Regions from separate parts of the Mus musculus genome. Here regions 1, 3, 4 and 5 are each linked to region 2. Evidence: chromatin loops called from intact Hi-C (ENCODE). Cell type or tissue: heart. All regions are shown on one strand. Links, peaks and the distances in the headings refer to the core of each region. The heading gives the core; the rest is flanking DNA.

Region 1 (6,385 bases), core at 699-5,698, 150 kb after region 2:
GCCCCCCCCTTTTTTTTTTACTGAGTCAGTCATACCTAGCTGTTGCCAGGTAACTGTAGGGCAGAGCCTAGAAGGAATGCTGACAATGCTTTCCTCATACAATCTCCATCCCAAAGGAGTGCCCCATCCCGAGGAGAGAAGAAAGGAACAGAAAGAGTGTGATGGGAATTCTGTGGAGACCGGAGTGGGAGTATGCCAAACTTGGCTCAAAATAAAGCTACAGAAGTGAATCACAGGAGGCTGCACAAGTTGCTCCCTGGGTGTCCCAGTGTCCCAGCGTAGGCTCCTCACCTCTGCCTTTGGCCTTAGATGGAGACTCTTGGGTTGGAGGTAACCATAACCTTTACTCCCTTCGTGCTAATACTGATTAAGTTGGTTTAGGCATGCTGGCCGCTCCTCCTCCTCTTGTTTTTGCTGCTTTGTTTTTAAAACATTGGTTAAAACACGCCCTGGGTGCCTACATTCTTGCGAACCCATTTAGAGTTTTTTTCTAGCTCTTAACCATCGGTGTGCAGCAGGGATGCAGTGGTGTGTAAGCAGGATCCGCCCACCCCTCCCCTCTAAGTCAGCGTCATCGCCCCTTCCCCTCCCATCTCCAGCCACTCAGTGCAGCAGCCCCACTCTCGCCTGGTCCCGGACTCGGGGAAGCTCCGCTGAGAGGACCCTGCACTCTGCTGCCCACTAGGCTCCTGGCACCTTCCGTAGCCAGTGTCTGCATCCACCCGGATCCTTGCTGGGCAGCGCCCCTGGGACGGGAGGATACAGTAAGCATCTCAGGTAAGGATGAACTCACTGCACAGGAGGGCACCCTAGAGGCTGGACCACTCCTGAACAAGGCAGGACCCACAGGAGGAACACAGAAAAGCACTAAAGAAGGGATCACAGGCTGGCTGTTTTTTAGAGATCAACCACCCTTCTTCCATTCTGAATGAGTAACGGCCACTGCAAGGTTAACATCCGAGGAGTGAGTGATGTTTGCATTGGAATACAAATGGAATGCTTTCTGCTTAAACAGTACCAGAGGGGACCCTCTTTATTTTTGTGATTATTAACAGATGTCACTGGAAAAGGTGTAAAAACTTTTCCTGGAAAGAGGTTTGTCTCTTCCCTAAGTTGCTGCCGAAGTACTTTCTGCCTCTGTCTGCCTCATTCTCTCTCTGTCGCCCTGCCCTCTCTCCTCTCCCTTCTGCCTGGGTAGCGAAATGAACAGTGGAAGACCCGTGGGACGAGGAGGTGAGATGAAGTGGAGATCTTGGGCTTGCTTTAAAGGACCAGCCAGGGGTGAGTGGATTGAAAAAATAACCAAGTATTGAGAATTACCAAAGCTGAGTGAAGGGCACATGGAGATTAAATATTTCTCTTGCCTCATCTGTGTGTTGGTGTGTGTGTATGTGTGTCTGACTGTATGTAAGTGTGTGTTAGTATATGTGTAAATATGCATGTGTGTGTACGTGTGTGTATATATGTCTGTGTCTTTCTGTGTGTGTGTGTGTCTGTGTCTGTGTATGGGTGTGTGAGATCTTGAGACCTTTTATAATAATAAGAATTTTTGGAAAGTTGCAGCAACTCCCAAGCCTGATTGATCTGACTTCCATACCATCTTCAATTTGGAAAGTCGCTCTTCAGGGCTGAGGAGATGGTTCAGCAAATAGAAGGCTTTCCTCACACACATGAAGACCTGAGTTTGGATCCCCAGAACCCACAGAAAACCAGAGGAGATAGAATACATCTGAAATCCCAGTGCCCTATAGCAGATGGGGAGAGAACATAGGAGACTCTGTGAAAGCTTCTAGGGGGTTAGCCTGGCATATGACCACACTCAAGGTTGTCTTCTGACTTCCATGGGGTTCCATTTACTCACAAGAACCAAGGCGTGCACACACATGCAGAAAGATGTTGTCTGGTATATCAAGTCTCTTCTTCCCTGTCTTTATTAATTTTTCTGGCTTCTGACATCCCCCCCTCCCCGCCGCCAAGTTCATTTGTACAGAGAATTATAAAAGTCATAACTTGCTGACTGGAGAATTGTGTTTAAGATCTGGTTTATGATTTAGCAGAGAAAATGTTAAAATCCTAGCCAAATAAGAGCCAGGCTAGAAAGTGCCAATCAAACGGTGCATGGGATTTCATTTTAGAGAAGACTCTCATGTGAGACAGTTCTATGTACATTTCTTTTCCACTTTTTTTGCAGATATTTTAAAATATGAGAGCCCTCAGTATGTGCTTGGCTCATCACACGTGAAGCTGCTACTGTGGGTCAACTTTCTCTACTGAATAGACTGCCTTTCTTTCTGTGCCCAATTCTCAAATATCCAACAAATCCATTTTAAATAGAAGCACCGGACTCAGGAATTCTGGAATGCTGGAGCTCCTTCACCTTAGACACGACAGATGGGAAATCTGAATTGGGAACATTAGGAAAGACCAACATCAACTTAGTTTACAAATCATTATTTTATAATTTTACATTTCCCTACAGGTAAACTGATATGTGATTAGCGAAATACACTGTGACTACCAAAGATAATGCATTTATTAACTATTCTTTGCTGAAGATCCAACTTAAAAAAAAAATAAAGCGTAGTCAAGAGTCATGTACGGTGCACCTCATATGCCAGCAAATGAAGGATCACCCTTGGGGTTACCTTAGTTCCATTCACCTCAATTTGATTTACACACAGCGAAACATTTTATAAATTGAGATGTACGTATCCTGCAGAAATAGCAGGAAAAAAAAGAAAAGAAAGGGAGGCTTTAGTTTTTATTGTGATGAGAAACAGAAGTTGTGGGTTACTGTAAAATAATCATCTGAGTAACTTTACCATCTTCCTTTCCCTCAAGGACTGCCAAACTTTTAAAGCAGACATTGCTCTGTCTCCAGTCCTGAAGCTGAATTTGAAAATAGTGCTATGGTATGCGGTATTTTGAATAGCCATTGGCACATTGTCAGTGAACCCTCTAACTGTTGATTCTCAGCGTAGAACTGGTGGAGAGCTTACCCCTAGTAATGGATTATAAAGTATTTGATAAACATATGGAAATATTTGGCAGGCTCGCGACTTTCCTCTGCGTTGAAATGAATCACAGCCCATGGGGTGGATGGCTCAGCCGTGCTGTAGGCCATGGTGGGAGGGTCCTGGCACTGGAGCTGTTTTGGGAAAAACACCTGCCAGAAATTTGTCTGGCTGTGGACATCGTCATCAGTCCTCAGCTCATCAGGATGGGCGATGGGACCTGGAGGTGGGTTTTGAACGTGTGATAAGTTCCATATGCGACAACTCTTTAGTGTATTGTGAACCAGTTACACTTTCCTCATCTCCCATGCTTCGAGGACAATTCTGATTCACAGCCGAATGATGTAAGAGGAAATGCAGCCCCAGACTTGCTCTTGGCAGGCTTGCTTTGCCATCTAGTGGTGGCATAGATAGCCAGCAAGGACCTGCTCCCAGGACTGGAGATGAAGCCTTCTGAAGCTCACTGACTGATGTCACTTGTCACTTGTGTGCTCTTTGTTGATCACGATTAACTGGAGAGCAAGCTTAGGTCTTATGAGACCACTCGGTAGCTGAGAAGAACTGTCAGAGGTTATGGTTTGTTTTTGTTTTTGTTTTTTTAAAGAAAGGCCTTTAAGATGGTACTCAGCATAGTTAACACTTCATTTGCTGAGAAATGATTATCATCTATACTGTTCAGCTTCCTGATTTTAGCGGCACTAATCAATACTATCATAAAATTTCCTGAGATTCTGTTTTATATATCTAAAATTGAACATTCTATTATCTTTATAAATTTTATAATTGATGTTTAGCACCTAGGAAATGAACCCCCCCCAACTTCATACTCCCAACTACTTTCAAAACATCCAGGGAAGGCAGTTTTAGAAACTATATTCTCATCTTCATCTACGTATTAAGTTCTTATTTCTTTTTTAGTGTGGTGGGAGTATGTTTGTGTGTGCTGGTTATGTATGTGTCTGCTGGTGCGTGCTCATGTGTGTGTGTAGACCAGAGGTCAGAGGTCAGACTTGGATGCTGTTCCTCAGAAACTATCAAATGTATGTCTAACTTGTGTGTGTGTGTGTGTGTGTGTGTGTGTGTGTGTGTGTGTGAGAGAGAGAGAGAGAGAGAGACTTATGACATGTTCAAGTGCCTACAGAGACCATCAAAGGAAGTCAGATTCGTTGGAGCTGGAGTTAGAGGCAGCTGTGAACTGCCAGATGTGGATGCTGAGACTGAACCCAGGTCTTTTGCAAGAGCAACAAGCACTGTTAACCACTGAGCCATCACTGAAGCACCAAGTGATTGGTTTTTTATTTCTCTGATATTCTCTCCCTCTCCCTCTCCCTCTCCCTCTCCCTCTCCCTCTCCCTCTCCCTCTCCCTCTCCCTCTCCCTCTCCCTCTCCCTCTCCCTCTCCCTCTCCCTCTCCCTCTCCCTCTCCCTCTCCCTCTCTCTCTCTCTCTCTCCTTTCTTTCCTCCTTTCTCCTGAGATGGGGTCTCACTCAGTAACTCCGGCTCTGCCAGAACTCTCAGAGACCCATCTGCCCCTACCTCTTGAGTGCTAAGGTTAAAGTGAGTGCCACCATGGCCAGCCCAGAAGCTGAGCACCTCATTTTTTAATTAGGATCTCTCTCTAGAATCAGGCCAAGATTGGTCTCCACCTACCCAGCATGCAGAGCACATATGCAGGCACCCATCCTCAGCTTTTTGTAGTGGGTTCTAGGGACCACGCTGGGATCCTGGTGCTTGCATGGCAAACACTTTAATGAGAGCTTTTCTTCCAAACCTCCTGACTTCCCATTTCTGTTCCAGTAAATTAGCCAAACCTTACAGAGGTAAATTCACAAAAAATTATTAATCTTACATGCGTGGAGCTTAGAAGTCTGAAGATCAGCAGGAAAATGTCCCTGTTAAGTTCTTCTGCTTGCTAACCCTTGGCATCTTTTGTAGACCACCTACCTCCTGAGCCACCCCACTTCAGTCTCCACTTCCATCTCCACAACTCTATCCTGCCTTCTCTTTACAAGGTCCATGGTCGCAGTTGATTCACCTGATAGCTTGGCTAATTTTCTCATCTGAAAACCTTTAGCTTAGTCACACTCTCACCATCTCCCTTACCATGTGAGGGACATAGACACAGGTCCTCATGATGAGGATGTGGGTCCGTCCAGAGACCAGTGCCTATGTGCCATAGGGAATGTACTTGGTAAAAGGTTTGGGCTATACCTTATAAATACCTACCAAAGTTTTCCTCTTGCTTTCATAGAAGAGATGGTGTCTCTGTTGGCAAGGCTGGCCTGGAGCTTCTGAGCTTCAGTGAATCTCCTGCTTTAGCCTCCCTAGTAGCTGAGACTACCTGCATGCACTGCCTCAGCTTTCTTTTGCCCCCAGTACATACTGTGCTGAGACAGTCTCACTATGCAGTCCAAGCTAACCTAGAACTGGTGAGCCTCTTGCTTCTGCCTCTCAGGGAGAGCTCATTCACTTTTTGACTTCAGGCATTGGGCAATAATGATAATTGCTGCCATTTGCTGAATGCTCCCATGGGTGCACATGTGCACATACATACACACGTATTATTCCTTCAAAAATCATGTATGCCATTCTCCATCTGTGACAGATGTGGAAAGTGCAAAGATGAGGGACCCTTAAGAGAATCACCTTGCTAGTAAATGGCGAGCATAAGTTGATATGGTTTTAAAGTCCACTGTCCCTATGGCCACTGAACTGAAAGATGGTCTCTATCGTCCATCTTTGTTATACCACTGACACTGTCATTTTCCCACTGCCGTGACATTATGTTCTTCTTGTAAATGTTGCATCACTTGGTGCTCTAGCCAGTCAGTGACACCTGCAAGTGACTTGTAGTGGCCTAGAATAAAACTCCATTACAGCAGCCATGAGTCTGCTCTGCATCTTGCCAAACTCAAGATGACCATGCACGTTTGTAGAGGTATTGTGCAGACTGCGTCCCACTTTCCTGAATCATCTTTATAGCTCATTACTACCAGTGATGCTCTTGTGCTTCCCCTGCGACCCTTGGCCCAGGCATCTCTCCTGTCTGTCGTTATTCAGAGTTCCCAGGCCAGGCCTCAGTGGTTCCTGGTATCTCAATCCTTACCACACAGGCGAAGGATAAAAGCAGAAGAGGAAATGTGGGCATGCCCTCACACTTGAGTGTGTGTATAAAAGCAGGCCGTAGTATTGAGAAGGGCAGGGATCATTAAAGGTTCAAAATGGACAATCAAGGTTCTTTTTTTTTAAGTGATTATGCATTCACTTGTGTGCCCAGACATACTTGGTAAGGTGACCTACAGTGTCACTGATCTGACTAAATAGGCCCTTACATTAGAAAAAAAAAAAATGTTTGGTGGCCAGGTGCGCAAG
Region 2 (6,385 bases), core at 547-5,546:
TTAGCAAGCTCCCGAGTCTATGCTTTCTTTTATAGGAGTTGCCTTGGTCACGGTATCTTTTCACAGCAGCAGAACACTGACTAAGACACCTAGACTTAGAAACTATTGGTCATGATTATATAATAAATTCATTTAACTAATTAATTTCTTGCTTTTGTGACATGGTAATAAACATGAGCTTTCCTTTGCCCCAGAGAAAGTGATCAGGGTTCCAAACTCTAAACAAAGAGACATTAAATGTTTACTACTGAAGTGGGCATGCCATTCCCCAGAACAGAGAGGAGAAGACAACTACTCCTTACCAGAGCTCAGGTAGGAACAGTTCACAGGTTGTGTTGGTTTTCCTCATTTATGGATTTAAGGACTAGTGAGGAGTGTCAGGTAATTCCTGATCTACGGATGAGACAAGAACCGAGCTGGGTGTCCTGGTGCACACACCTTTAATTCCTACAGTCAGGAGTCAGAGGCAGACAACCTGCGTGAATTTGAAGCTAGCCTGGTCTGCACAGTGAGTTTCAGGCCATCCAGCTACACATTGAGACCCCGGCTCAACAACAGCACTAATAACCTGGGGCTGCAGAGCTGGCTCAGTGATTAAGAACACTCGCTGCTGCTGGAGATGGCCAGAGTCAGATCCCTAACACCCACACAGCAGCTTACATGTCTGCAACCCCTGGGTATCTGATGCACTCTTTTGGTCCACAAGCATAAGGCACATACTTATACACATGCAAGAAAAACACTCAAACACGGTGCGGGGCGGGGGTGGGATCTAAATCACTGAGAACATAGCTACTATCCCAAACAGGAGAGAAACAATGGAATTGTTAGCTCATCTAGTGACAAACAGCTGACACACTGTAAAAAGTAGAACTGTCAGGCTGATTTGCACACAATGGTGCGACTCTATGTTATCTTTACTCCAATTCATGTCTAAAATGAAAGTATTAGATAGACAGAACTTAGCCCTGTTGTGTTATGATGGAATTTTCAAACACTGGAAAGAGCAAAGGGTTCCTGCCCATGCCAAGTCAGTTGTACGTCAGCACACGTGCAACTCTGGTAGTCTGCTGCATACTGCGCAGCCAAGGACAGCAACTAGAGCTGCCCTGTCAGGTATTGCACACAGTCCCAAAGACTATTCCCAGCACCAGGGAAGTTAACAGTCTCACTCTTCATAATTAAAACAAAGATTCAGAACCAGAGGCTGGAAAGATGAGTTCTTTAAAGGCCACTGCATGACACAGCTCTGCAATCAGCACCAGGAGGTAGAGACAGGAGCATCACTGAACCACACTGCTCTAGCCCTGACTCCCTAGCTGGCCAGCCAAGCCAACGGGTGATCTGTGGACTCAGTGAGAAAGCCTGTCTCAAAAGACAGCCAGTGTTAACCTCTAACCTTTACACACCTTCATACACATGCATCCACCTCTGCACAAGTACACACGCATGTACTACTCACACATAAAGCAACAAATACATTCTTAAAAATCCAAAAATACCCTTTCAGATTAGCCTAGTCAATGAAATTTCCAGTTTCACATGTGACCAAACTAGTGTATGTGTGTGTGTGTATGTATGTATATGTATATGTATATGTATATGTATATATATATATATATATATATATATATATATATATATGTATATATATATATGTATGTGTGTGTGTGTGTGTGTTTTGCCTTTGCCTTCATGAATGTCTGTGCACCTCTGTGTCTGTGTCTGGTGTCCTTGGAGGACCAAAGATGACGTCAAATGCCCTGGAACTGGAGTTACAGATGGTTGTGAGGCACCATGTGGGCTGGGAACTGAACCCAGGTCCTCTCAAGCACTGAGCCATCTCTCCAGCCCCTTCCAATCAGTTTTTGTGTATGTGTGCTGTAATACAGAAGTGATTAAATCTGGGGTTGTGGAATAAAGCAAGTCACTCTAATTTCTGAACTGTGACTTCAGTGAGCTGAACCAGACAGCCTTCCCCGGGCAGTGAGCATCTACAGCACTAAGTTTGTTCTTCCAGGAGCTTCTATTGCACTGCTTCCCCTGTGTCAGCAGCTTGTTGTTGCTATGACATTCTGAAGAAGGAAGGGCCTTAAAGGGAGTGAACTCTTCAGTTAAAGGAGCGACATGATCTTGTTAACATCCAAAGCTCTCAAGAACAACGCCAGCCAGGTTACCCTCAGGGTCCGAGTGTTTAAAAAAGTGTAGCCTCGAGGCTGGGAACGTGCTTAAATGAGCATGAGGTCCTGAGGGGATCTCAGTATCTATGGGCTGTGGGCAAGGCTCTGCAGCACACACTTAGACTCCCAGTGTTGGGAGGCAGAGTCAGGTAGAACCCTGGGTCTTGCTGGTCAGCCAGCCCAGCCACATCAGTGAGACCCAGATTTAGTGACAGATCTGCCTTAAGGAACTATGTGGGAAGCAAAAATAATACCCTAAATCCACTGTGTGTGTGTGTGTGTGTGTGTGTGTGTGTGTGTGTGTGTGTGTGTGTGCGTGCGCGCGCGCGCATGCACATATGTGCAGTCTTCATTAAAAGCAAGCTGAAGACCAGGGGAAGCAAGCAAGGGCGTGTTGTCTGAGGAAGGAGAATGCTGTGATGACACAGCTGGGAGGAAACCAGCAGTGAGAGAGCCCAGTTGCCATGGCACCGGTTGCTTTTCCTTGACTTGGTTCTGCTATTTCACCATGTAGTACAAGCTGACCTGGAGCTCTCTGTGTAGCCAAGACCAACCTTAACCTTGAAATCCTACATCTAGACCCATCCCTGAAAATGCTGGGATTACAAGTATGCATGAGCCACCATACCCAGTTACATTTTTTTCTTCAAAAAAGAAAAAAAAATTTCAGAGACCAAGGGGGAGGTCTGGGTGTCACCATGTAACTCTGGGTGACCTGAAACTTGCTCTGCACAGTAGACTTTTCTTGAATTCTCAGAGATCCACTTGGTTCTACCTCCAGGGTGCTAAGATGAAAGCCCATGAACCTTTGACAGTGATCAGCAATCACTATTTATGAAATGAGAAATAAAACGTATTTACCTGACATTGTCACTAGAGGGTGCTAGAGTTAAAGGAAGAAAACATGGGCTAAAGAATTAAGATCATTTTATGCTTTCCTAAAAGAAATAGTTGTACTTTTCTTTATGTAAAAACTTTAAAATACTCTCAGTAATTACATATACATATATATATGATATATATATGTATGTGCGTGTGTATATATGTGTGTGTGTGTGTGTGTGCGCGCCCAAATTTGGAACACAGTTACAACAGGACCAGCATGCAAGTTATCAGTTCATGGTGACAAATATATCCCACCCACGGCACCAGGATCCTGCTGAGGCTCGGATGCAAAGGAATCGGACAATAAGCGTAAGCTCCCAGGACCATTTGCAGCAGGATTAACGCCACTCTCTGTCTCTGAGCTGGTGCCTCACGTTCTCTCCACCGTGTCTAAGAAACTGCGGCTAATGTATCAGCTTGGGGCTGGGTAAAATCAGTCCTCGACCGTTCAGGACTGCCTGACAGGTGGGCTCGGTGACGCCCTGAGGGACTTTCCCGAAATCCTACTGAAAGCTGACTTCTCCTATCAGTGGTTTCCTTAAAAAAAAAATCCTGATTACATTTGTATTTATTTATGGGGAGGTGGCATGTGCATGCCATGACACATGTGTAGGAATCAGAGACCAAGCTGCAGGAGATTTTCTTCTACACTATGAAGTCCTGCGCTGACTGACTTCAGCTCATGAGTATTGGCAGCAAGTACCTCTATCCACTGAACCATCTCATCAGCCCCTCTAGTGAGCGTACGAACCTGCAGTGTCCTGTTTTAGTCTCATATCTGCTTAAAAACTAGTGCAGCTTTAATTTTCTGTACTGAAGCGGTAATGACAGACACTTCTACTAAACTGTGTCAGACTTCACAATGCCATTATTTAGGCAGGCTCACGGTGGAGAAATGTGACTTACCGACATTTGGAAAAAAATACTTTTAGTTGTTTCACTGATAATCAGTAGCTAAAAGCAAGTTAAAGATTCCTCCTTTGAAATGAAAGCTAGTCTCGACGGAGGAAGACTCTCACTAGTGATGCTTAGCAACCCACTAGCTACCCACTCCTAGTCTCTGCTTAGCATTCTTCACACTTGACAGACAGCTGTGACACTAAATAAATAAGACACCGCACTGGGCAAATCCAGCCTTGGCACACACCAGCTCTTCACAGTACCTCAGCAGTGGTGAGGAAGACCTTATCATCGATGTGTCTCAGTCCGCAGGCCACCACCCCAAGAGCAACTCCAGGGAACACGTAGGAATTGTTGCCTTGGCCAGGAAACAGAGTCCGTCCATCTGGGAGAGTGACTGGATCAAAAGGACTGCCGCTGGCAAAGATTGCACGTCCCTGCAACACAGACACACACTGCTGATAAGGGAAGTGGGGTGTCTGAGGACAGAACCGTCTGAAGGAGGCTTAGGAGTGTCTAGAGCTTAACTCCTGGTGAGCCCGGGGGCTGTGCTGTTGGTGCTGCCAAGGGGTCAGCACGGGTGCTTTTTACTCTATGTTAACCTGCCCAGGAATGAACTCAGCATAGGACTCCCTAAGGCTGCAACTCTGTTCTCTGCAGTGGTCCAACCACAGGCCCAGTGGCCACATCTGAAGAGGCTTCTAACTGCAAACGTCTGAAGATGAAGTCAAGAGGTTCCTAGAATTTTCGAGATGGTGTGCTAGGTTAGAACTTAGTGTCCAGTTTCCTGGTGACTTTCAGTGTTTTACAATACAGAGCATTAGGTGAGAAATAGGTGAGACCACCTATTTCTGACACACTGAAGGTTTAAAATAGAGCTATATAAGCTGAACTCGAATTACGGATGTGTGTGGCAGGAGCTCTAAGCTAAGGGAGGACTGTTGACATACACAGAAACAAAGCAATGAATTGCGCACTTGCTGATCCAGGGCCTCCTACGTGCAAGTACTACACTACGATTCTGTTACTGCTCAAGGGCTGTGTGTTCTCCCTTGAGGACTTAAAGCTATGGAAGAATGTGAAGAAAACTCAATCTGTAGATGAGATAAAGATTACAATTACTCAGGATACTGCCTGCCACCCCAGATCAGAGAGAAAGGCGTGGAATGGCTCCTTGTCAAAGCATCATTAGCTCCGCGACCATGAAGGCTTGAAACATCATTACAAAGTCGAGCCAAGCTCCGGCTTGCACACAGTATCATGACTTTGTGCTGTGTTTACATTCTCTATTTTATATTTCCAAAATAGAAGTTTTAGATGCATAAAATCAATCTCATTTTTGTTACGATATTTTCAAGTCTTTGAGGAGAACAAAAGGCCTTCTGCCAAGCTATCAGTCAAATATATATCAGTACAAACACAGTATAAAATTAACTTTTTATTTTTAAAACTGGGAAGTATTGAGTGCCGAGGACTCTATGCCAGTCTGGCTGGGTATCAGCATAGCTGCCCAGATCCTCCACCCATGGCATCAAAATCCAAACCCAAAATTTAGCTAAGCAAAAATTAAACTGTGGCTTCATTTTGTATGCTTCAGTGCTAAGAAACAGCTAAAGATATCTTCATAACCACCCGAAGTTCAGTTCTTTCCCTTTACTTTTTTTATATTTAAAACTTTCCAAGTCACTCAAGGGATGCTACCATGAAGACCTACAGAGTTGGTTTATTTCCTGAGGATGAGAAGGTGGAGTCACCACGGAAGAAGAGTCTTCCTGTATCTTTCGGTTCTGATGGGAGGGAGTAAGGCTGAGGTCAAGGGGTGATCAACACCGGAGCAGCTCAGGCTTCCTGGATGACCCATCCTGGACTGCTCACCTTGGTCACCTTGTAGCACTGCTCTGCAGAGCACTCCGCTTTGCTGGTCGGATTACTCAAAGCAAAGATGATGGGCCGCTCGTTGAAGGCAGCCATATCCTTGAGAATTTGTTCAGTGAAAGCACCACCAATTGCAGCAACTCCTACAAAGGAAACAAGAAACCAGGGATCAGAACTGGTCAGTTCTTCCAAAGGCCCAGACCCCCAAACAATGAGATATGGCAACTCACTTCTAACAGGCCCTAACAAAGCACAGAATGTTCACCCTGAAGCCTAGTGATGAAACAATGTTGCTTAAGGCCAATTATCTTTAGGGTTACAAATCAATAAGTGCCTTTATAAGTCACAGATAAGACATCAGACTCACAAGTCAGAAGTCCTAGTCAGTCATTAGGAACTGTGGTTACAAGTGTTTCTATCAGGAAATTAAACCATGTCTGATACATTCTCTCTAAGCAATTTTGAGTAGACCATGGTAACTGTGTCTTTATAAAGCGACATTAGCTATCACCTCATTCCACTGTGAAGCTGAAATAACCACTCGC
Region 3 (6,385 bases), core at 777-5,776, 210 kb after region 2:
CTGGGGCTTTATTCTGGAAAAGTTAAGAGGAAAGCAGGGCAGACCTGCCTGATGTCTGAGATGTACCCAAGCCCCTTTCATGGGGACTGAACAAAATAAATCTCTAACTAGCAATAGTTACAGAAATGCTTCAGTATTAAACTGCTGTGTGACCCGTTCGTGTTTTCCATTGACCTTGCACGAGAAACCTTCGGACTCAATGTCAGTGGCAGAGCAGAGAGAGGAAGGCGAAGGAGTTAATTTTAAAAATTAAGATACAACTTTTTTTTTAACCTTGAAAGAAAGCACACCACTGACAAAGGGCAATCTGCTTATGAGAAGTTCCTGCTAGGGAAAGCCTGAAAGGCCTGTAATTCTCTCTGCTCTTTAAGGAGCAAGCTTCTTTGTGTCAGAGTGAAGACACGGCAAGGTGACAGGCAATTTCTTTGGTAAAACTGCAGCAGAAATGCTGTCTAGCTAACGCTACTTGTCTTGGACAACTACAGAGCCCAGGGCACCGCACGCAGCGGAATGGTATGTAACCGTAAGTGTTCATCACCAGGGGAACGCACTGATTCCACCACTGCCTGCCAAACCACCTCTTGCTTCTTTTAATTTCTTTACAATATTTTCAAAATGTCCTGGGAAATATGCTATATGGTAATGAAGAAACTTGAAACTGTAATGAGTCTAACACCCCTACATGTGTGCATGTGGTCCAAACTCTTCTCTGAGTTTTCACAGTGGCTCCACTCAGATGCAAATATGCAGATGAACTGGCTTCTGATGCTCACCGTGTCTAAACGCATTGTGGGGCATTTTGTTGAGTCAGAACTGGCACCTACACGAAAAGCATATTTCTGAGCAGTCCTTTCCAAAACTGATCTGCACCTGCTTTTAATCAGCATGATGCCAAGTGCTGCGCAGACTCCCAAAGTTCCAAAGTCAAGATGACCCAACATTTTACTTGAACACAACAATCAGAAGTAGGTGTAGCAGTCAACTCTCTGTTGAGCCATCTAAATTTTAATTCCTCTCATCTGTATCTCCATATAAATATATCTGTCGTACATTTACCAATATCTCTAACTACCTATCTACCTATCTATCTATTTATCTATCAATTATCTATAAATCATCTATCATCTATCTAGATATTCAGATACAGATCTAGAAACATTGGTCTAAGTGCTAAGGAATTATTTAAGCTAGGATTGTTCTCTCATGATCTCTAAATATTCCCTGGGCCACTTTGAGTCTAGTCCCAAAGCCAATACTAAATGTGTCAGAAGCCTGGGATCACTTGCAGAGGCCCTGCAGGGAGGCCATGTGTGGGCCAGAGTCTGGCAGCAACTCAGATCCTGATGTCAAACTGGCCTCAAAGGGCCACAGCTTCTGCTCTAGTAGTGCCAGAACTACACGGAGAGGAGCTGACGAGTTTAGTACTGTCAAGCATATATGAACCAACACTGGAAAAGGACCAGGCCATGTTGTTAACATAGTATAAGGCAATTCCGAGGCCATTGGTCTCGGGCACGTCAGCCATCTTGAAAGGAATGAAGGAGTAGTGGTGTGACTGACTAACCTCCAAAGAGATCCACTTCCGTAGTGACAGCCGTCACAGCTGTGGTGGTCGAGGCAGAGGCTGAAGCAGGCTCAGTGGTTGTAGTAGGAGGGGAAGGCTCTGGTGCAAATGGGTCTGAAATCGGTGCTTCACAGGGAACAGAGGAAAGTGCAGCCAAGGAATCTGTATTTCACCAGAGACAGAGCAAGAGAGAGGAGGAAAGGACAGGAGATAGACCAGACTCCTAAGGCCACAGGAAGAGAGATGGCTGCGGACGGCTCTCATAGGAGTTCAAAAACAAAGGCTTACTCACCCTCTCCCAAAAGGTCTACCGGTGTCCAGGTGGTGGCAGCATATGAAGAGACAAAGAGTTCCAGCTGAAACCTCTGACTGTGCCAGTGTGCACGCAGGGAGAGGCGCAGGCTCCCCTGAGCTCTCTGCACCTCCCAGACCATTTGTAATCAGAGCACAAATGTTTTACCAACTCTCCCCACGGAGCTTTCAAGGAGGAGGAGACCCTAGGCAATCTCTAGCCCAAGCTCTTCATGTTACAGATGGAAAAAACGGGGCGAGGGAGGTCAAGAGTCTTAAATAACTCTGAGAAACTCAATCTATATCCAAAAAGGGTAGAGCTTTTCACCTTCATTATCCCCAGGGTCTGTGACTGATGCCATTAATCTGTAATTAGCAGAATTTCGTTGACTGTTCTTTATTTCTTTCCCCGTCTCCTACCCTCTGTCTTTGAGACTGGGCTCCCTATGTAGCCCAGTAAGGCTACGTTTTTTTACATAACTCACAGCCACCTGTCCAGGGTGACACTGGCCACAGCGGTCCTCCCACATCAATCATTAATCAAGAAAGTACCCTCCAGATTTGCCCGCAAGCCAGTCAGATGAAGGCGATACCTTAATTGAGGTTTGTGTCAAGGTGACGGAACTAACCATCACAGCAGATCTTACTTAATAACAGGGTCTGTGATCAGTCTTGGAACCAAGATTTGTAAAGTATTAAACCACAGACACAAATTAAAGTAGGAGGATTCAATTCATTTATAAGAGATACATAACTAAAGGCCTTTTTACATTATAAAAATGGCTAGAAGATATTCACTGTAACACAGGACGTTATTCTCATAACAAAGAAGCTAACATTCTTCAGTGACCCACAACTGGATTGTTTCAAGTGACTATGAAGATTAAGTGTGCTCATTTATTTAAAAGGCTTACTTATCCCTGGAACACATCAAATGCTCCATAAGGAAAGCTGGGACTACGAACTTCAAAGCGCCTATAAACTTCCAGTGTCAGGTGTGTGTATGTAGCACAGTCTACAGACTCCACACCCCAGATTTTCTTAACATGGTAGAAAGTAGATCATAAAACCCACTAGCATTATAACTAACAGTACACGTGGAAAATATTAGTTATATTATCTCATAATATAATTTTCAAAGGCATGTTGGTTATTAATTTCAATTTTAATAAAAACCTAGCAATAATCTTATATTTCTCAAAAAGCAGATATTTTATCTTAAGTATAAGAAGAAATTGTGTGCTTTTCCAGGCCTTAGTTTACAGACTCAAAACCACTCATTTACTTGTGCTTCTAAAACACAGATTTATTATGAATAAATGAAAATATTCTTCCTTTTATGAAGGCAAAGGTAGGATCCAAAACATCTTTGTTTTTTTTTTTCTGTCAATGGGCTTGTTATCTATCTTACTAAAAACTAATATTATATGTAAATTTAAGTTAGATTTATTAAAATATAAAATTTTCTGAGACTCCATTGTTTTATACTAATGTAAAAATATTATCATTACAATGTGTCTCCTGAAAAATGTGTCAATAGCTGTAACCCACGAAAAATTCGTGGACTTCACCTTTGCACATTAAAGTTCTTTCACTAAAGTCAGATAAGAAACACTCCAACAAGATTCTAGAGTTAAATTTTACACTAGTCAAAAGCAGATGCGGCTTGATGTTAGGAAACAAGACCGGTAAACTGATTTTACACTTTACTCAAGTCAAATGAGGCAAACGCATCTCTGAGGCAGCCTCATCCTCAGCTCCAGCAGACTCTACAGCTAGAGAAACCCAGGGAAGCGAGGGCTCCCTTCCCATTTCATTTGAGAAGGTTCTCGAGTTCCATTTTTCTTAGAAACTGAGATTTAATTATTAGCACCCCCACCCCACCTCACCCCACCCCCATTACTTCTGGGTGTCTGAGAAGCTGTCTAACCAGCAGGCAGGTTACTCCAAGGCTTTCCCAGCTTGGGAGATGTGCTCCACCTAGTGGGGAAGGTTAGAAAAAAAACAAAAAAACAAAAAAACCCTGCCTGAAGGGCTGTGGTAAAGGTCACCAAACAATCCAGCATTACAAAGCGAGAATACAATATTGAAATCTTGTAGAAACCAGGGCACTAGAAAGAGGCCATGGAGGATACAATGTAATGCAGGCAGTGGAAGGGCAGAGGAGGAATACAGAGGTGGAAAGCTTTAGGTAGGGTGAGGCTGGCAGGAGATGAGAGGAGAGGTAGAGGGTTAACCTAAAAAATAAGGTCTATGAAAAAGTCACATGAAATTATTATCTTGCAACCAAATTTTTAAAAAATGTAATTTAGTTTTTGTTTTGTTTTGTTTTGTTTTTTGTTTTGTTTTGTTTTTTTAAAGGAGTTTTAAGAAAAATAGCCTGCTACTGCCCAGGGCTGGGGTGGGATGCCCCTGACAAGTTATTAGTGAAGGAGACCGCAGAGCCCTCCAGGCAAGACAGACTTAGGCTCTTCCTCTTGCTTTCCCACCAGTACTAGATAATAAGATCTTGTTATTGAAGACACTACATATGTCTGAACTCAAGCTGGAATTGAGATGTAAAAGCCCTCCCTGCTCGCTAGATTTCATAGTCCTGGAGGGCGCTATATCAGCTGCTGGAGGAGAAAAACCAACAACAGACTTACCCAGGCAATGTGCCAGGCAAGATGTACCCACTTGTGCAATCGTGGTACTATAGTTATAAGGGTAACCAACTGCCTCTAGACTCAAGGCCTACTCTACAGAAGGTACCTAAGCCTGCTACTGTAAATTTCATCCAAAAACACATACCAGAGAACACGGGCCTTAGGGAGAAACTGAATATTGTTGTTTAGTTGAATTGCTAGAATCAAATTATCTTATAAATATTTATGCTTATACCCATAGGCAAATGCTACTCTCAGTCTTAATGTGAGAAGCCTCTCTTTCCAGTGAATGGTGGTCAACACACAGATTCATGGATATACAGGGTACTGGGAATAAGCAGAAAATGTGTGCTCAGTTCTTAACACAGTAGTCGTTCTGTCCCTTTAAGACTCTGGGAACACTGTGAGAAAGAGGGTGAAAAGAACATAAAAGCTAGCCGATAGAGAGAAGGGTTTTGAAATGCCGTCATCAGGCAATAGTGAGCCACTGCATCCATGAGTTCTGCAGCAGCTGTGAATGCCTGCACCAGGTCTGTATAAGAATAAATCTCTCAACAGTGAGGCACAGGCTCAACCTCTCTACTCCTCAATGCTGAACTGTTTGCTACTGATAGATATTGGAGGTAGGAAGTCACTGCCTTCAGCAGTGTACCCTCATGTGACCTCACCGGACTCCAATGCATAGTTCCAATCTAAAACTCATACAGATGATGCCAATTAAACTCCGTGAGTCACAGAGCAAAACTAAAGTCATGAATCTGGGAAAAGCACTGGTTAGCCGGTAAGAATGCTGTGCTAGTTAGTGCTTTCACTGCCTTGACACAAATTAGGGCTGTCCTGGAAAAGGGAACCTCACTTGAGAAAATGTCTCCATCAGATTGGGCCATAGGCAAGTCTATGGACATTTTCTTGATTAATGATTGATGTGGGAGGAAAAGTAGTCCTGGCTGACTTATGAGAGCAGACAGATCAAGCCAGTAAGCAGTGTTCTTCCATGGTTTCCTGCCTTGAGTTACTGACTCAATGTTCCAGAAAGCTGAAGTCAACCCTTTCCTCCCCAAGTCACTTTTGGCACAGCAATAAAAAGCAAACTAAGACATATGAGAAGGAGGTAAGAATGAGTTTGGGGCTGGGATATATTATATATTATCAGAATATACTATATACATGTATGAAATTGTCAAAGAACAGAATTAACTAAAATATGAACACATAGTGACTTAAATGCATGACAGAATTAAAAATAACATTCACGTAATATCCAAGTCTTTTTATACAACCCAATGGATTTATAACTAAAACAAATTTTAATTATGAAAATTTTATTATTAAAGTGTTTATGAATTTCATGGCTGAGAAAATTTGACTTGAGGGTATGGACCTGAAAAGTTATCAAACAGGAACACATAATATGTTATGTGAACCAAAAGAATCATTAACAAAGCAAACGAGTATTTAAGAGATAAAGAAGAGAACAAATGAGTGCCCTCAGGAAGAAAGCCCTTATGCAGGCTCTCCAGCAAGTTTTCTTTCTCAGTTTAAGGAGCAAACTTACTTAAACATTTAATAGCTGTAGCCCTAACAGTTGACTAGGGAGAATGCCTACATGGCTACAATGTTCACATTTCTAGCTGTCAGCTTTAGTTCTGCTGCTATATTTCTGTAATTTTTGTTACCAAACATCTGAAAAATAAAATGAAGAGATTACAAAGACTCAAGGATGGGTAGACTCGGGAACCCAGGGGCCCTTCCTGCCTCCACTTCTGAGTTCTGCCACCTGATTCCCACAGGCTGCTGCTGCTCAGACAGAATTGTCCCCTGGGATTCTCCACTGTGCAGTCAGGATGGTTAGGATTTCTGATCATGGGCTTTGCAGTAGCATAGG
Region 4 (6,385 bases), core at 830-5,829, 660 kb after region 2:
ACTAGGGTTTTTATATAAACGAGGTTCCTAATAACCAACAGAGTTACATGCACAAAGGTACAACACAAACCAAACCTGTCTTTGCTTCTTTTTTTAAATGCAAATTTATAATAGTATCCTGGATTTTTATTTTCTTTTGTTCACAGAAAGTAAATTTCTTTCCTAGCAAAGACTTGGCAGTGTACAACTATAGTTCTGATAGTATCTAATCTAGGTATGAAATTTCAGGTATCTAAAGGCAGAATGGAGATTCAACTACACCTTAACATACTCTGTCCATACATAAGAAAACCCATGACTATAACGAACACAGAACAGTTAAAAAGATAAAATTTGAGGTAGGGGAATGGCTGTTGGTAAAGTGCTTGCCGGATAAGCAAGATGACTTGAGTTCACGTCCCTGGAAACCATACTGTGTGCCTGTAATCCCAGTGGTGACAAGTTGGACACAGATGGATCCCTGAAGCTTGCTGGTCAGCCATTTTAGCTGAACTAGCAATCTCCAGGTTCATTGAAGGCATCATTTCCAAAAAAAAAAAAAAAGGCAGAGATGAGATTTAATTTGTCTGTTATGTTTATCTACCAGAATTCATGAACATATAGAAAAGCACAAAATTAATGTTTTTATTATATTTACCTATGTAAAGCTTTCAATTGTGCAGAGTCGTCAGAATCTAGTTCTTGATTTAATTTCGAATAATCAATAGAAGACGTCAAGCCTTTCTCAAGCCTGGCAAAGAACTGCTCTTTCTCCTCTTGTTCTTCTAACGTGTCCAAGCCCAAACCAAGAGTGCTATGATGGGGCTCAGAAACAACCAATTCTACAGAGAAATGAATGATAAATATTTTTGTTAATATGTACAACTTTGATAAAATTAAGTAATGCTTTTATGGATACTGTACTGGAACCTCCCCCCCACCAAGCAGAGGTACATAAGGCTGTAAGTTTGAATTTGTCTCTAAGTTATGATTCTGACTCTCTGGGGAGAGCATATGACCTGTCTGTATGACTGGTGATGTATGCTGCAGGACAGCTGAGCCCACCACTACCAAGTCTCTGAAGCCCAGTAGCAGTGACTTCCCGACTCGTACCCCACGTCTCACCATTAGCTTCTAAGCTGTCAACACTTAAGATGGAGGTTCCACTGCTCTTAAGAAACTGAACTTTTTCAGCAGATTCCTCCTCTGTGTCCATAACAGGCTGATATGTCTTCTTTGTCTTCAAATAGCTCACATTTGTTCCAAGCAATCCTGGGGACAAGACTTTGAGTTGGTATTCATATTTATAGTCAGGGAGATATATCCAGGGAGCTATTATACTCATAATGCCAACAGAAGAATACTGTCTTACTAATTTTGTGCATAATGTCTACAAAACAAATCTGTCATACTACACAAAAAAATAACTAGACCTAGAATTCACAAAAAAAACCCTGTAATTCTGTTTGATTACAGTACCCTTAATTTTAAAAAGAACATTTTTAAAATTTGCATAAGATTCCTTTATACAGTTTTGCTGTGTAAAGTAGGCTGTGAAGAGTATGAACCAGCACACAGAACTCAAGGTGGGGGTGCAGGACATAAACGAGGTCTAGACAAGATCCCTGTTGGTTTAAGTGTCATTTCAAGAAAACACCAAAACATGTTTGAAGTAATCACTCTTTAAATACTGGGAAAGTGTCACTCCTGGGTCTGTGCACTATTGCTGGGGGAGAGGGATGATTTCACAGTCTCTAACATTTGTGAATGTTTCCCTTTCTCGGAAACGGAGATAAAATGGTCATATTAAAAATGTTTCATGATTGACTCTGCTTATAGTTAGCTTCAGCTATCTACCTGACACAAATCCTTGGGTGGATTCCAGAATCAAGTTCTTTTATGGCTTTATGTGAGTAATAGTCTTACAAGGTCAGATTGTAATTTGTGTATAAAGTCAAGATCTGCCCACAGACACTACAGATGACTAAGTGGGAACCACAGTTGGGGTGCTGCTGTGGCAACTTCTCATTCTGGCTCAAGAGATGCGACCCAGACAAAAAAGACTCACCAGAGACAACAAACAGAAACTCACAGATAATGTAGTTACTGACCAGCAAGAGAATTATAGTTTCACTTACTAGGCAAAACCCATTAGCCTTATGACAATCAATCAAAAAAAAAATCCAATATCCAACAGAATTTGGTCAGCTTTAATGTTTAATGGTAGCTACTCAAGGCTGGTAACAGATGTGTCCCTCTCCTTAGGACAGGTAAACAAGTCTCTCTGACACTTCTTTGATCTGATGGCAGGACGCCCATCTTGTGAGAACAATAATGCCTGGTAAGAGAACACACTCTGAACTCACTAATTGCTTGTGACTGGGAACAGGGCAAGATACACTCTAGGTGGAGTATATTATATATGTAAGCAACACTTAAAGTCACATTGCATGTAACTGGGGACACATAAATGTGACTGGGGACATCTTGGGAAAGTATAAAGACATGTCAGAGAAGATGAATGCACTTCTTACAGTTGAGGAAGTAAGTTGCTTTTCATGACTTATTAGCAAACTGAGATTTCACATTATACTTGTTAATTGCTTACATGAATATGGTGGCAGATTATATACTTGATTTATCTCCTTAATTTGAATGTATATAAATGATCTTAATGCAAACGAATGCAAAAGGCATTCTCAGTTACATAATATAAAATAAAGTTCAATAATATGAAAATCAACTCAAGCCTCAGAAATCCACGACATTAGTATTATTTCCTTTATGGTGTAGTGGTGCAGTAATAGAGTCTAGACTGAAAAGTCTTGACTGACCTCTTGTGGTCAAATGATTTAACACAACAAAAAAATTTAGCAGGCTTTACCATCATCTTCAAAATCATCTTCGGCTATCCACCAAGGCACTGGGTCTTTCTTCTTCATTTCTTTGTTGTCTTCATTAGGTTGTCTAGGTGTTTTATTTGAATTTTCAAAAGAATCATCTGAAAGCTGAATTAAATACAAATTACTAACTTTTAAAATCCACTTCATATGACAAAGCCTCAGACATTACTACAATGTTTATTTTTCTTTATTCTCTCAGCTCAATTATCATGTGAACCTGAGTAACAATGTGTAAATCCCATCTCCAGATACTTGTGGCCAAACTTAAAACTCAAGCATGTGTCTTTGAATACCGATTTATATGTAGAATTAAGCAAGTAAGATGCTGTGGTGGTTTGAATGAAAATGGCCCCCATAGGCTCATTGGGAGTGGCACGATTAGGAGGTGTGGCCTTGTTGGAAGAAGTCACTGAGGGTGGCTTTGAAAGTTTCAAATGCTCAAGCCAGGTCCCAGGCCATCCTTTTCCTGTTGATCCAGATCCAGATGCAGATGCAGAACTCACAGCTACCTCTCTAGCACCAGGTCTCTCTGTGTGCCGCCATGTTTCCCAATGTGATGATAATGTTCTAGCCCTCTGAACCTGTAGGCCAGCCCCAATTAAGTATTTTTCTTTATAAGAGTTGCCGAGGTCATGGTGGTCTCTTCACAGCAACAGAAACACTAGCTAAAACAAGTACAACAACAAAAATAAGAAAATCTGATCAATATACTTGCTTAGAAAAGAAATAGAGGATAAAATCCTATATCCTGGACATTTTTCTAGGGCCTAAGAACAAGTGGCAACTGAGAAGACTTGTTACAATGACAGAGTTCTGGGTCTCAGTGGGTGAAGAGGTAGTAACCAGAGAAATAAGCATTTTGTCCCTGGTATTAATAAACAGGTATGTATTCGTCCCTTTCTGCTCCTTACCTATTATGTTACTTCAATTGTGAATCCCCCTTTCTAGCTTCAACAGCACTTTTCCTCGTAGCTAATAAGGTGGCCTCTTCTTCTGAGATAACAGAGAACTAAAGGACACACTCCTCCTCATCCCACCACCACTCTCAAACCCTGTGAGACTGCCTCCCCACCCAAGAGTCACCAGTTATTCCTCTGTTCCCAAGAGAACCCACTGAGGGGTCACTTTCCCTCTCCATCTCCTGGCTCCTTAGTCATGCACTCACTATCGTCACTTCCTTGGTCTCCTCTCTTCCTACTCCCCTCCCAGTTTCTCATTCCGCACCATATCTCTAGTACCCACTTTCTAAATGCCTGTCTCCCCGACCCCCCAAAATGGTCATTCATCCACTGACCACATATGAAAACTGACACCTCATGGGATGCTCTACCCACGAATTGAGCAGTGAGTGTTCTTCTAGGTTCCTCTTTAGCTCTGTGGCCTCGTACAAAGCTAGTTAACAGTTAGAGGCTCCTGAGTCCACTTCTCCAACACAAGAGTTCTTGTTGACTGTTGTTACAGGCTATTTGACCCTGTTTCTAGTCAGCCCTTAGTACACATCTTTAATTCCTCTGGCTAGAATTCAGATACACCCTTAGTACTCATCTTTAATCCCAAATAATGAAGGTAAGTTAGCAGAAGGAAGCACAGATGTTTAAAAGTGATGTCTAACTGAGTGGTAGAAAAAGTGACAAATCAAAGACAGATTTGAGAGAAGAGGATCTGCCCAACTCTCATGAGAGGCGAGAGGAAAGGGGAGGTACTTATGGGGCAAGACAGACAGTACAGGAGAAGAGAGTCCAGTACAGGAAAACAGTAGAGTCTGTGGAAAGCTGGACAGTAGAAGGGGAGAGTAGAGCAGCACAGAGCGGGGGAAGGAGGCAGTTTTGCCAGCAGAGTTTTAATGAGATGGGCTGAAGAGAGAATAAGCTACACAAAGGTGAAGGCAGAACAAGCCAGAGAGTGAGAGGGAGCCAGAAGATTAGAACAGATTGCTAGAGTTAGTCTGAGGCCGAGCAGAAGCCAAGAGAAAAGCCAGATTGAGGCAGGCAGCTGAGAGAGGAAGTTGATCCAGAACAGCTGAGTTGAACAAGCCAGAAAGTACAAGAGAGGGTGAGTAATATTCAGTAGCAAGTCTCAGAGGCTGCAAACATTCTAGGCCTACCTAGATTAGAGTGTATGGAGGCTAGAAGCTTCCAGGACTAGGCCTAGGTTAGCAGTAAGCCTCAGAGATGACAGTTACCTCAAGCAAATAAAAGCCACTCTTATTGCCTTCTTTATCCTTTTCCATTCTCCTTCTGTATGCCCTCACACATGCCTTCTCAGTGTCAGGATCTGCACCTGGCTTATCTCATTCTTTAAAAAAAGAAACCTCTGCATGATACTGGTACAGCGACAGACAAGTAGACCAATGGAACAGAATTGAAGACCCAGAGATGAACCCACACACCTATGGTCACTTGATCTTTGACAAGTGAGCTAAATCCATCCAGTGGAAAAAAGACATCATTTTCAATAAATGGTGCTGGCACAACTGGCGGTTATCATGTAGAAGAATGCGAATTGATCCATTCCTATCTCCTTGTACTAAGGTCAAATCTAAGTAGATTAAGGAACTCCACAAAAAAACAGAGACACTGAAACTTATAGAGGAGAAAGTAGGGAAAAGCCTCGAAGATATGGGTACAGGGGAAAAATTCCTGAATAGAACAGCAATGGCTTGTGCTGTAGGATCGAGAATTGACAAATGGGATCTCATAAAGTTGCAAAGCTTCTGCAAGGCAAAAGACACCGTCAATAAGACAAAAAGGCCACCAACAGATTGGGAAAGGATCTTTACCTATCCCAAATCGGATAGGGGACTAATATCCAATATATATAAAGAACTCAAGAAGGTGGACTCCAGAAAATCAAATAACCCCATTAAAAAATGGGGCTCAGAGCTGAACAAAGAATTCTCACCTGAGGAATATCGAATGGCAGAGAAGTACCTGAAAAAATGTTCAACATCCTTAATCATCAGGGAAATGCAACTCAAAACAACCCTGAGATTCCACCTCACACCAGTCAGAATGGCTAAGATCAAAAATTCAGGTGACAGCAGATGCTGGCGAGGATGTGGAGAAAGAGGAACACTCCTCCATTGTTGGTGGGATTGTAAGCTTGTACAACCACTCTGGAAATCAGTCTGGCGGGTCCTCAGAAAATTGGACATAGTACTATCGGAAGATCCCGAAATACCTCTCCTGGGCATATATCCAGATGTCCCAACTGGTAAGAAGGACACATGCTCCACTATGTTCATAGCAGCCTTATTTATAATAGCCAGAAGCTGGAAAGAACCCAGATGCCCCTCAACGGAGGAATGGATACAGAAAATGTGGTACATTTACACAATGGAGTATACTCAGCTATTAAAAAGAATGAATTTTTGAAATTCCTAGGCAAATGGATGGACCTGGAGGGCATCATCCTGAGTGAGGTAACACAATCACAAAGGAACTCACACAATATGTACTCACTGATAAGTGGATATTAGCCCAGAAACTTAGGATACCCAAGAT
Region 5 (6,385 bases), core at 742-5,741, 430 kb after region 2:
GATGGAGTGTACCCCAGAGGTCCTGACCTATTTATTTTGGGATAAATGAATGCCTAAATTAGATATGACTCCAGAAAGTGCGTACGCAAGCGTCCTCAAGCGTGAGTGTGTCTGCAGTACCATTCTCCTCATACTTTGGAATGAGCTTCTTGGACAAGAGTGTCCCTCTGCAATACAGGTGCTTGAAATTTCATCCTAACGAATGAATTAAAATGCTAGTGTACCCATGTTAATACACTTAGTACCACTGTAAGAGAATACCCGAGAGTGGATATGGATAAAGGACAGATTTATTTATTAGACGGGGAGTGTTCATATCTGGCCAAGGCCTTATTTATTGCTTTGTTAGAATGTGATGGAAGGCATTACAGGGCAATAAAGAATACAAGAGAACTTCAGTTAATGTAAATTGAAAACAGTTTCAAAGCCATTTTTAATTTACATTAATTCTCAGTACTTAAACACTTCCCAGTGTACCCCACCTTGCAGAACAGGTTTATTAAGTGTGTTTTTTGGGGGGAACACTTTCTGACCATCCAATCTGTCACCTTAAAATCTTGAAAATGTATTTTGTAAAAGAAAACAGAACTCCGAATGTCCTGTTACTAAATCATGTAGGCGGGGTATATATTTTCTGTAAAGGGCACCATTATAAACACTGTAATCTTCCCCAGTTCATAACTTCAGGTCCCATCTTTCCTGTTATCTACAGTCAACTGCATGAGTTGTCTTGTCCTGTGTCTAAGGTGTATGTACTGCCCTGTAGCCATCTGTTTTGTTTCCAGATAGATAGTTGAAAATGGAAGTGCATGTTTTCAAGTAATGGTCCAAGTGTCGGACTAACAATAGTGGAAATTCTTCTATCCAAAGAGAAGCCATGAAATGCTTCCTGTGAGTGGAAATGTCAGAGTTCTTAGTAAGAAAAAAAATCATGCCAAGGTCACTAATACCCACAGTAAAAACAAGTTTCCAAGAGTTGTGAAGGAAAAAAAAATGTATAGGGGTCACCACCATGGGGTGTTTGGTGGTGGCCGTGGTTTCAGGCAATCTCTGAGACGAGTTTAGCTTATCTTAGTGGGATGTCTCTATAGGCGAGCAGTCATCCAGGGGAGGAAGCTGTGGTTGATAGTTTCTACATACGCTGTCAACATTCACACTTAAGACTAGAAAAGGGCTGTACCAATTCCCCTCTCTCCTAGGCCTGGAAGTCCTTGATGTGGCTGTCCTGTGCTCATGTTCGCCCCACACCCTTCCTCATGGTGTTTTCCTGTGCTTGGTATACTTTATCAGTGGGTTTGTCGCAAACACTGTTGCACAGTAATTTCTGATTTTCTGTTTATATTGATAATTCAGAAAGGGAGAATTTAGCCAATCTTTGGCATATCTTCTATCAGATCTCTTGATTGTTAAGGTCACAAATTTTGGTTCAAAATGGCATCAATAACATAATTAGTAACAGAGCTAGGACCTGGACATTCTAAATTCTGACTTTGGGTTCAGTACTGTGTCTATTATTCCTTACTGCCATTATGAAGAAAGTTTGTGAGACAGAATTGCAAAGTCCTATCTCATAGTCGGTATCTTAAATAGTATTTTGTTTAAGATTCTAGGCATCTGAATTTCCTGGACATCTTGAACTAGACAAAAGAGTCCCCTCCCTGTAATAAAAATAAAAAAATAAATCAATTAAAGTTAATCAAAAGTAAGAACTTTGGCTAAAAGTTTTTTTTTAAAGTTAAAGAAAATAAAAGGGAACTCAGGAGGATTGATGGCTGCCAGTTTTGTAACCAGCCTGAGCTGCTCCATGGCAGGACCTTCCCTGTTGAAAATGGCAGATAAAGTAAACTTCTAATGCAGTAGCTCAGCTTCACACACACGAGATGGGAGAAGTTGTAGAATTGTTGGGTTGTAGTTTTGTCATTTTACCCTTTATTTATTTATTTATTTATTTATTTATTTATTTATTTATTTTGAGATGGGATCTTGTTGTGTAGGATTTTTTTTTAAGGCTAATAAAGGATGGATACAGTAGTCCAAAGGCAAATTGACGGAGGAGGAGAGGGAAGCAGCCAACTTAGAACCAGACATAGCTTTTGTTTTCCGTTCTCTAGGTACCTTTAAAACAAGGCAGGAGTCTTATGGATTGGATCCGACTGACCAAGAGTGGAAAGGACTTAACAGGATTGAAGGGCGGGTTAATTGAAGTAACTGAAGAAGAGCTTAAGAAGCACAACAAGAAAGAAGATTGTTGGATATGCATAAGAGGTAAGCGGCATTTACTAAACATCTCAGAAACGCCTGGGCTTTCAGACTTGGTAACAAAAATTGCCTCAGTGGATCATAAATAATGTTGTTCTCACTTTGAACTGTATTTTCCCTTGTATAACCTTTTACATTTGATGCAGAAGACAGGGAACTAATGGGATGGAAGTCTTTTGTAGCATTCTTATGTTGCATTCCCTTTGAAAGGAAGCAGGTGTTTGCCAAGAAATTTAACACCAAGGTGATGCAGTTAAAACGTTCAGGGGCACCCAGTATATGGCATAACTGCCCATCCAGAGCCTTGTGATTGAATGCTCTTAGGAAAAGGGTCTCTGAGACTCTAAAGGGAACCATATGTGTGTTGTATGCACCTATACATATTTGTATGTGTATATGCATGTGCTCGTACACATGCACACTCATGAGCACACTGTTCCATGTGTGTCTGTGGAGACCAGAGGTTGATGAGCTTTAGATTCGGTGAGTTTAGATTATGTCTTAGAGCATAATGAGGAGACAGCTGAAGTTAACCTCTGGCGTCCACATACATGTGCACCTACATGCACCCGTGCATACACTCACACTCACACACATACACAAAGAATCAGTTCATTAGGAGCACCATGTTGATGTGTGATAACAAAGCGTCAAAGCACATAACAGACAGTAGAAGAACCGAGGGACAGAGTTATAATTGTCATTCAGAGTTGTGGATTTTAATCCCGTTCAGCAGTTGTTAGAACAAGGTAAGCATCTCTAGACAGAAGGAAACTGGTGCTGCAGTTTCTTTATTGAACACAAGGTGGCGCAGTCATCACAGTCCTTAGACTCAGGCTTAGAGAAGAAACTCCAGTAAAGTTGAAAAATGGTGACTTGTTTTTACCTTATAAACATATCTTTTCCTATTATGTATTTTGGGGCTAATATCATTAACAATGGTAAAAATTTAAGTAAGTAAGAATGCTGTTCTATAATGGCATATAATACTGTTACATACATGATAGACATTAAATTCATTTATTAAATGTAGTCTAGAACTTTAATATTTGATTGAATGTTAAAACCAAAAATTAAGTTTTTAATATGTTTAATTTTAATCACCTGAGTGCTTTCAGACTGTTTTTGGGTCTTGAAATAATTCCTAATCTTTTAACAATTATTGAGAACATTAGAAGGCTTTTTTTGCATGATGTCTCTTAACATTACCACTAATTAAAATTAAGAAATGTAAAAATATTTAAAATTAATTTATTAAAACTACTATACGTTGTACATAGTACCTATGTTTATTAAAATAACTTTTCTAAATGAAAAATTCAGGAATACATAATTTTTGATTTTAGTATCTCTAATATATAGCTTGAAAGATGACAGTTCATATGTATTGTTGTGTGTTTATCTCCAGTGTCAAATCACATGTCCATGTAGCTTCTAGAAAACCCCACACTTATGAAAGAACAAGAATTTTAAACATAGTATTTTAGTTTTATTGGAAAAAAATTTTCACCTTGCACCACTAGAAGTGTCTTTTTTGAGCTTCCTCTGGAGTCCTTGGGCTCTTCCATGAGGCTCTGTAACTTATAGAATAGAATAAAAAAGAAATGAAAATTTTCTAGTCAGTGAACATGTGACCTAAAACATGGTGATACCCTTAATTCTGTATGGTGAGCGTGGTGGTTCACATACATAGTTACCTACCTAGCCTGGGACACTGTGGCACCTTCACCAGGAAGATAGACAAACAGACATAGGTCTTTGGCACTAACCCATGGTGGGTCTAAGATGGGACTGTCTGAGGGCACCATCACATGGATCTGGGCTTAAAATTACAGTGGAATGTGCTGCAGTTCTGAATCTAGACATATTTAGTGGGTGGTCTGAGTGATCTTTTGCATTTCTTTATGTTTTATGAACAGAGACACTGTTCTAGACAATAAGTTTACTCATGGGTCAGCTTAATAAAGGCCATGGCTGCCCTCACAGCAGAGAGCTGGCACTTTCACTGGCATTTAGGAAGGACCTTTATCCAGTTTCTTTATCCAGGATCCTCTCCTGGAGGAATAGGAGTGTACAGGTCTCAGGGTCCTCTTCACATAGCTCTGTGGAAACTAAGGATCAAGGAGCTGATGTGAGTGTTGCTTTTCTAGTTGCAGGTATTGATGTAAGTATTAAACTTCCTTGTCTTAAGCAGCAAGTCCCATGTTATTTAAGAGAGACCAAAAGACTGACAGGTTAATTAGCTAGCTCACAAGATCAGTGGAATTTTAGACATTGCAGCTCTTACTACTTTGAAAAAAATGAACTCCTAAATGAAATGTTGGGAGAGAGTTATCAGAATTTATATTTATAAGCCTTACAATTTGTAAGAAGTTCATTTGGACATCGTTTCTCCTTGCTTTGATGCAGGGTTTGTTTACAACGTCAGCCCTTATATGGAGTACCATCCGGGTGGGGAGGATGAACTCATGAGAGCCGCAGGAGCCGATGGAACAGATCTTTTTAATGAGGTAAGTGGCTTCACGTTATCAGAACGTTGTATGCGTGGACTTAGCAGTGAGACATTTGGAGGAAGGAAATGCTTGCATTCATTTGAGATGGGTGGGCTTGAACTCTGAAATGTCGGCAGATGTTCACAGGTGGCAGCTGTTTATGAGATTTCTCAATTCACTTTATTAAAATTCTAGAGATGGTCTCAGTATGTGGCGTGCACTGTCTCCTCTGCGGGAAGACTTGAACTCATCTCGATTTCCTTTAGCAATGATGGTGATTGGCTTACAGAAAAGACTCAGTGGGAGAAGGGACCGGTGGATCTGCTGTTACAAATTACTGTAGTTTTTAAAATTAGATTATTTATTTTTCAGTTAGCATACAGCCTTCTTATTATTTGTTCATAGGGAGACAGTTGTATATCCAATCTATATTCTGTGTGGCACCCATACATCTTGGAGAAAGTTAGATAATGGTGATTAATGAATAGGAAACTTAATTTTCCTAAATTAATAGGAGAGGGTCTACATGGATTTCAAAAGATGCTTATATCAGTACCCTTTCCTCCAAATTGGCAAACGAACATTAGTTTCCTCACTATTTAAAAGCTCCATAGAATATGTTAATTACTATCAATTTTGTTAATGGTTATTCTGACATCATAGTCGTTAGAAGTTTAGTAATTTGCTTTTGTTTCACATTTCATTTAGTATTTTAATGATAATGTTATATATTACTAGGTTTTTACTATTTAAGATACCTATTTTTTACTATTTACTATTTAAGATACCTGAATCAGATTGGGGTATTTTATGGTTGGTTTCATCAAACATAATTTGATTTCTTCTTCTCCTGTTTTCTGTTATGTTGGGGTTTTTTTCTTAATACTTTTTTTATTTCTGAGATTATAGGTAGTTATTTTTTGATCAGGCTGTGAAAAATGTAATTTGTTTTGTGTTTAAAATACTTAGCTGTATCTGCTTTAATAGTGGGACATGTTTGCTCTGATGCGCTGATGCGAAGTCCCATTTGCTCATTGATTACATTAGCCTTCTCTTGATAAGAGTCTTCTTGCTTCTCGAAGACATGTTCCCTTTGCTGTTTGTTCCCAATGCACACCAAGTCAGCTCATGCCTAACTTGTCATCTGTTAACTTCTCTTGAATCTCCCTGTGTCATCTGGTTGAGTGTACCTCTTCAGCAGAAGATTTTTCAATAAAAAAATAAAATCTCATAGTTTACATTCCTCAGCACCGAGTTTATATGCGATGTGTGTGAGGAAGGTGGTGCTGTGCTTAACACATCGCTGCATTCCATGGCTTTAGTGAGCCAGCAAAGTTTATTATTTATGACTATTACTCACTATAAATAGTTTTGTGTTTTAGAAGCTTCTGGTGTGTTCTAGAAACTTCTTCTAGAAACTATCTTTCACTAGAAAGCTTTCCCTATGCCCCATATTTGAGTTGAACAAAGAATGTATTGGTTCATGTCTTTATTGTCTTTGTTTCCAGTTTTGATTGCACTGCTGACCCCTTATTCTCATTTTTATTTTATTCTCATATTTATTTTATTACCTCATTCCACATAACTGATGGACTGAGATGGCCTGTTAGTCTTTCAACCCAGTCTCCTGTGAT

What was found. Peaks named below come from ENCODE experiments on the same cell type or tissue, not always from the same donor. Only the 100,000 strongest peaks of a DNase experiment are listed, where the experiment ranks them.
Region 1: a loop joins it to region 2, with 10 times the contacts of the local background. A loop is called at or near these places in 32 of 42 quality-filtered maps.
Region 3: a loop joins it to region 2, with 7 times the contacts of the local background. A loop is called at or near these places in 26 of 42 quality-filtered maps.
Region 4: a loop joins it to region 2, with 5 times the contacts of the local background. A loop is called at or near these places in 8 of 42 quality-filtered maps.
Region 5: it touches region 2 in a loop (3.0-fold over the local background); 8 of 42 quality-filtered maps call a loop at or near these places.

The regions. Positions count from the first base shown.
Region 1 is chr9:86,743,030-86,749,414 of GRCm38, forward strand. Prss35 (protease, serine 35) reads left to right here and starts at 604. Exons shown (of 2, transcript NM_178738.3): 1 at 604-777. In heart, for the core only: a CTCF peak has its summit at 3,423 (motif pointing left); a DNase peak (open chromatin) is centred at 3,302; H3K4me3 peaks cover 538 bases; H3K27ac peaks cover 204 bases.
Region 2 is chr9:86,590,216-86,596,600 of GRCm38, forward strand. It overlaps Me1 (malic enzyme 1, NADP(+)-dependent, cytosolic), which reads right to left. Exons shown (of 14, transcript NM_008615.2): 11 at 5,841-5,983; 12 at 4,229-4,402. Among named protein-coding and RNA genes, the nearest start is that of Rwdd2a, 21 kb to the left of the region's middle. In heart, for the core only: a CTCF peak has its summit at 3,053 (motif pointing right); a DNase peak (open chromatin) is centred at 2,616; H3K27ac peaks cover 1,700 bases.
Region 3 is chr9:86,796,974-86,803,358 of GRCm38, forward strand. It overlaps Snap91 (synaptosomal-associated protein 91), which reads right to left. Exons shown (of 30, transcript NM_013669.2): 15 at 1,857-1,871; 16 at 1,565-1,726. Among named protein-coding and RNA genes, the nearest start is that of Prss35, 57 kb to the left of the region's middle. In heart, for the core only: a CTCF peak has its summit at 3,852 (motif pointing left); no DNase peak of the experiment used is centred there.
Region 4 is chr9:87,245,512-87,251,896 of GRCm38, forward strand. Cep162 (centrosomal protein 162) reads right to left here. Exons shown (of 27, transcript NM_199316.2): 3 at 2,864-2,987; 4 at 1,105-1,251; 5 at 638-821. Among named protein-coding and RNA genes, the nearest start is that of Cep162, 6.8 kb to the right of the region's middle. In heart, for the core only: a CTCF peak has its summit at 2,818 (motif pointing left); no DNase peak of the experiment used is centred there.
Region 5 is chr9:87,024,836-87,031,220 of GRCm38, forward strand. Cyb5r4 (cytochrome b5 reductase 4) reads left to right here. Exons shown (of 16, transcript NM_024195.2): 2 at 2,112-2,265; 3 at 4,669-4,769. Among named protein-coding and RNA genes, the nearest start is that of Cyb5r4, 6.0 kb to the left of the region's middle. In heart, for the core only: a CTCF peak has its summit at 3,059 (motif pointing right); no DNase peak of the experiment used is centred there.